Regions from separate parts of the Homo sapiens genome. Here region 1 is linked to region 2. A link is a loop called in an ENCODE intact Hi-C map of the cell type or tissue named here. Cell type or tissue: K562. All regions are shown on one strand. Links, peaks and the distances in the headings refer to the core of each region. The heading gives the core; the rest is flanking DNA.

What was found. A loop is a pair of places that touch in the nucleus more often than their neighbours do. Peaks named below come from ENCODE experiments on the same cell type or tissue, not always from the same donor. Only the 100,000 strongest peaks of a DNase experiment are listed, where the experiment ranks them.
Region 1: it touches region 2 in a loop (5-fold over the local background); 7 of 110 quality-filtered maps call a loop at or near these places.

What each region holds. Positions count from the first base shown.
Region 1 is chr7:147,244,133-147,247,056 of GRCh38, reverse strand. The region is part of intron 8 of CNTNAP2 (contactin associated protein 2); the gene reads right to left. Among named protein-coding and RNA genes, the nearest start is that of MIR548F4, 130 kb to the left of the region's middle. In K562, for the core only: a CTCF peak has its summit at 1,574 (motif pointing left); a DNase peak (open chromatin) is centred at 1,586.
Region 2 is chr7:148,241,133-148,244,056 of GRCh38, reverse strand. The region is part of intron 20 of CNTNAP2 (contactin associated protein 2); the gene reads right to left. Among named protein-coding and RNA genes, the nearest start is that of C7orf33, 350 kb to the left of the region's middle. In K562, for the core only: a CTCF peak has its summit at 1,598 (motif pointing right); a DNase peak (open chromatin) is centred at 1,586.

The DNA of each region.
Region 1 (2,924 bases), core at 269-2,768, 1.0 Mb after region 2:
AGAAACCCCACAGGGACTGAAGTAGAGACTTGTTAAATACAGTGGAATGAAGTGAATAAAAGCTTCTTCCAACTCTGTTCAGTGATTGAGTCTCAGAAACTTTTTTGTTGGGTTTAGATTATGTTCTTTACTGTAACTTTCCAAAATAATTTGCCTTTCTTTCATTTTTCTATTTTGTCATACAAGTTTTTAGCAACTATTTTTAGTGTCACTATACAGAAACAGCATGATGTTTGATTTTATCTTGTAACTTGGTTAGGCCATGGTGGTCAGACATCACTCTGGATATTTCTGTGAGGTTATTTTAGGATGAGATTTACATTTAAGTTGCTGATTTTTAGTAAAGCAAATCACCTTCTGCTATGATCTGAATGTTTGCGTACCTCTAAAATTCATATGTGGAAGCCTAGTCACTAATGTGATATTAGGAGGCAGGACTCTTGGGAGGCGATTAGATTATGAGAACAGAACCCTCATGAGTGTAATTAATGCCCTTAGAGGCCCAGAGAATTGGCTTGCCTCTTCCATCGTATGAGGACACAGCAAAAAGACAACTCTCTACTAACCAAGAAATGGGACCTCACCAGACACTGAATCTGCCAGCAGCTTGGACTGCCCAGCCTCTAGAACTGTGAGAAATACATTTCTGTTGCATGCTATTTTGTTATAGAAGCCTGGAGAAACTAAGACATCCTTCTTATTGAGGTGAGGGTAGAGGGAGGAGAGTTCATCCAATCAGCTGAAGGCCTGAACAGAACCAAAGGTTGACCTCCCCAGGCAAGAGGATATTTAGTGAGCAGACAAGCCTTCAGATTTGATTTGCAGTAGTCTTTCTTCCCTGGGCCTCCAACGTGCTGGCCCACCTGCAAATTTTGGATATGCTATCTGCCATAATTACATGAGTCACTTCTTTAAAATAAATCTCATATATATGCCATATATATGTGTGTATATATATATATGCCATATATATGTATATATATATATGCCATATATATGTGTATATATATATGCACGTTATATGTGTATGTGTGAGTCTTATTTATATATAAGATTTTACAGAATTGTAAATATGTGTATATGTAAATATATATGCATGCATATATTTGTATATATAAATATATACATGTGTGCATATATATGTGTATACACACACACAGATACATATATCCTATTGGTTCTGTTTTCCTGAAGAACAATGACTAATGCAAACAATGACCAAAATTTGAAGATAAAAGCTGAAAGGAATTGGATTTTATTCTACAATGAAATTTTTTTTTTTTTTTTTTTTTTTTGAGACAGAGTCTTACTCTTTTGCCTAGGCTGGAGTGCAGTGGCATGATCTCAGCTTACTGCCAACATGCCACGCTAACTTTTGTATTTTTAGTAGAGATGGGGGTTTCAACCAGGTTGGCCAGGCTGGTCTTGAACTCCTGACCTCGTGCTCCACCCACCTTGGCCTCCCGACGTGCTAAGATTACAGGCATGAGCCACCGCGCCCAGCCTCTAAGATGAAATTTTATTTGAGATCTAGATCAATGAAAGCAAATGGGTTTCCTCTCAAGTGCTCCCTCTAGTGGACTGGCAGTGGCTGTCTGGACCAACCCGGGATGAAACAGCAACTGATGCTCTGTGGAGGCTGAGGTGGATTGAGGGGGCCACAGGGCTTATTTGCTACCCCACAGAGAGACGACTCCCTCCATCCCAGTAATACACTGAGGAAGGTCATTTTGTGCACAATGCATTCTCTAGAGAATTCCACTTTACACCGAGGTTTTTATTTTTAATTTTTTATTTTTTTAGAAAAGGGATATTTTCCTCTCATTTAATGGCATGATTAAAATAATTCCTTCCCAAAATGAGAATTAATACTCTTCTGAGGGCCAGCAAGGGCAAAAAAGAACAATATAATTTCTGAGTTTAGACAAAAGCAAAATTATTTTTGAAGTCGTCTAAGTATTTGGGGAAGTTGCAAAATTAAACCTCCAGAGGTTTAATGTCTTCTAAACATTTCCCTTTTAATCCCCTAAGGCCCTCTAGAAATTTCGTTTTCAGTGCCTTTTGTGGCCATATAATAAAAGTTTTCTACACTGAGGTCACTTTACCCAGCTTTACTTTCTAGAGTAAATTTTTTAATGTTGTGGACTCATATAGCTTATTAAAATGAGTAGTACTAAGAATCTAAGAAATAAGTATCTTCTATATGAGAAAACAGTCTGAGAACTATCTCTTTGCATTATATTTTTAAACAAATGATTAAAAAATATATGGGCAATAGGAAGTGATTACTTGGCCTGATCATGCTGACACCACAAAATTACAACCTCTCTTCAATCAGGTCTTAGCTCACAGAAGTCTTAAAAATCTGCTCTCCATCTACTTACCCTGCTTATCATATCATCTACCTATTTGTTATGTGTATCTCTCCCACTAAAATGTAAGTTCCTGGTGGATCATCACTTCATCTTTCTTGTTCATTGGTGTATCATCAGGACCTAAACTGGTGCCTGGCATTTACATGGAAGAAATATTTGTCCAGTGAATGGGTGGATGACTGGACTGCTTTATATTGTCAAGATTTAATCAGCCATTAAGAGAAAATTACAAGGAAATCTGAGAATTATATATCTATTTTGGAGACAAAAACTAACATTTAATATATATTTTTTTAACATATAGGGTGCTTAGTAAAGTCTACTCCTTGCAAAGAAACGTCATTTTCTTTTTATTGGCTAATGAAGGCTGCTGGCCCCTGATCTCCCAACGGGAGCTGATAAAGCGGAGATGTTCAGAAGTGGCTTTTCTTTAACCCTTCCACACTCTGTGGAGAGTAGGTTGGGTTCCTGTGTGTATCAGATAACTTTGTATATTTGAAATAGGTCTTGCCAGACCCAGGATGAAATGTACAAAGAGCAAGAATGGGA
Region 2 (2,924 bases), core at 297-2,796:
CCAGATATACCCTTACACCCAAACCTTAACGTAGTTCTACTTTAATATAATGTCTAAACAAGTTTCATATAACTTTGCACATGCTAAACCCCTAGCACCTATATATACACAGTGGGCTAAAATACTGTGCTGGCGCAGTCTCATAAAACCTCTGTAAAAGACTGCTTGTGGGTTGTAGGCCTCAGTCTACAGTCCCCAATAAGACTTCTAAATAAAACCAACTTTAATTCTTCAAAAGTTTTTTTTTTCTTTTTTCTTTTTTTTTTGTCTTTAGTTGACATTACATTTCCTTTTATCCATTGATATGGTTTGGCTGTGTCTCTACCCAAATCTCATTTTGAATTCCCAAGTGTTGTGGGAGAGACCTGGTGGGAAGTAATCGAATCATGGGGGCCAGTCTTTCTCATGCTGTTCTTGTGATAGTGAATAAGTCTCACGAGATCTGACGGGTTTAAAAAGAGGCATTCCCCTCCACAAGCGCTCTCTCTCTTGCCTGCCTCCATCCACGTAAGATGTGACTTGCTCCTCCTTGCCTTCCACCATGATTGTGAGACTTCCCCAGCCATGTGGAACCGTGACTTTTCCATTAAACCCTTTTCTTTTGTAAATTACGCAGTCTCAGGTACGTCTTTATCAGCAGCGTGAAAATGGACTAATACGTCAACTTTCTGATTTGTACAGCCTCTGTCCCCTCTGCTAGCAGGACAGGTTCTCAGAGATGGTCAGGATGTTGGAGGCTACTGCCCCTGTGCATTTGTGGTGTTCCACTGTTGGGGTTAAGCACACAAGCCCTGGCAGAAGCTATGATGTTGGTAACCTAGATCCTAATGCCATTTCCCCAGGAGACCAGGAGTCAGATCGGTGGAGTGGGCTGATTTCTACTGTCTGTTCTCACCATGTAACCTCTGCTGGTGGCCCTGGGTGACAATATCAGGAAGGATGCTCGGATAGGATGGCAGCCATTCGCTCATGTGTTTTATTCATTCTCTGACTTCCACTTCTTTTTGGATGTCCTTTCTTCATCTTTTCTCTTGAGCTGCCAGCCCAGACCTTCTCTTCTACCCACAAAGGGGGGGTTTGTTGCCCCTCTCCTTAACATTTTGATTATATTTCCTCAGCTCAAAGATATAAGAGGAAAGGCAATTATTAGCTCACCAAGCGACCACTGGGGAAAGGATGCAAATCAAATATATTTAATACTTCAGAAAGCAGGAAGAATTTGTGCACTTTCAAATAGCCAAGCTCATTGAATGTGCACAGAATCCATGATTCATAAACTGGATTCCTTCACGTATTCAGTCACTCAGTCAACACTTCTTGAAACTCTCGTGTGTGCCCAGGGCTCAGGGACAGAGCAGTGAGATGTGAAAGCGTAAGAAAAATCCCTGGATTGTACCCTTTGAATGCAACGGCAAGCTTCCATTTCTATAAGTAATACCAAGTCCTACCGCCATCGCGGTATCCGCGACAGATGCAAGTAACCCGCGCTATAACCTAGGACTCTGGTTTTGGTCGGTGTTTATAGAAAACCACACCCAAGCCAGTTTCACAAGATTTTCCCTTCCCTACGCTCACTGGTTACAGCTAATGACCACTAGAGGGCATTTTAACACTAGCTCCGAACTCGCTCCAGGACCATGTCCATCAAAATCTTCAGACTCAATCCCAGGACTGACTTCTCCCTGCCTGAGTGGAAGGGCAGCGTGGAACCCTTCAGAACCTCAAACCGCATGTTGAGATACACTTACTTTTCAGACAGAAGATGAATTTAGGTGAGATAAGAACCTGCTTCAGTTACCTGGGCAAGAAACAACCCGCTCTGCCCATTGTGCTAAAAATTTGCTCCAAGAGTTACAATCTTTGAGAGTGATTTTAGTGCACTGCAGATGGATATAACAGTATGATGCTTTGCAGATTGGACTTTAGTTTTCATGCCAGACAAAATAGAAATCCAGGAACCTTATGTTCTTTCTTGAGAGGTGATTTATGTATTTAATGCACTTGGAGGAAAAAAAAGTGAACTCCCAACCTTGGTCTTACAAGCTTTAGCCGTATTCTGGAGAAAGAAAGAGAGGACTGACATCTCAAACCCTAAACTGGATCAGAAATTGCATTGCAACTGCCTTCCCACTGAGCTGCATGAAATGTAAAACGAAGTAAACACATTTTTCTGGAGTGTAGGAATGGAGGTACTGTCTAGCCCTGGAGTGCATAATTCATTTGCAGATGAAATTGCTTTAGAAAACAAATGAAAAATGTGGAAGTGTTGACATATTCATTATGAGTCTTTTTCTGTTTCAGATCAGATGGGCTTGATGGCTTAGAACTTATTTTCTTAACATATTTTCTGTATAATTTTTATGAAGGGCAAATGTTGAATCTCTGTAGTAAAAAATAAATAAGCTAATGTGATCCTCCCCCCTCCACCATGGAAACCTTGAAGGAACAGCTCAAATGCCTTTGTGAGACTGCTCTGATCCACTCTTTCCTCCTCAGGATTATTCATTCCCCTACTTTTCTGTGCTCCCACAGCACAAGCTTATACTTCAATGGGCACTTGGTTCATATCTGTATGACTGATGGTCTTTCTTCTACTGGACTGGGCTCATGGAGGCAACAGCCATGCTGCATGCTGGGAATATACTAGGTGCTGAGAATATGCTTAATGGGTTGAACTACAAATCAATGGAAAGAAACCATAGTCCCAAAGAGCCTGTTGGTACTGATCCTGACATCTGCTATTTTATTTTTTGCTTTTAAGAAAGAGAAGGGAATTGGGAATGAAGGAAGAAAACTACCGTTTTATTGGGTCATAGACTATGCTAGATTTTTTTTTGTATTTCCATTTAACATACACAAACTGCATTAGAAAAGATGGACTTACTCCAATTTTAGAAATTAAGTCAACAGAGATTTCATTAACT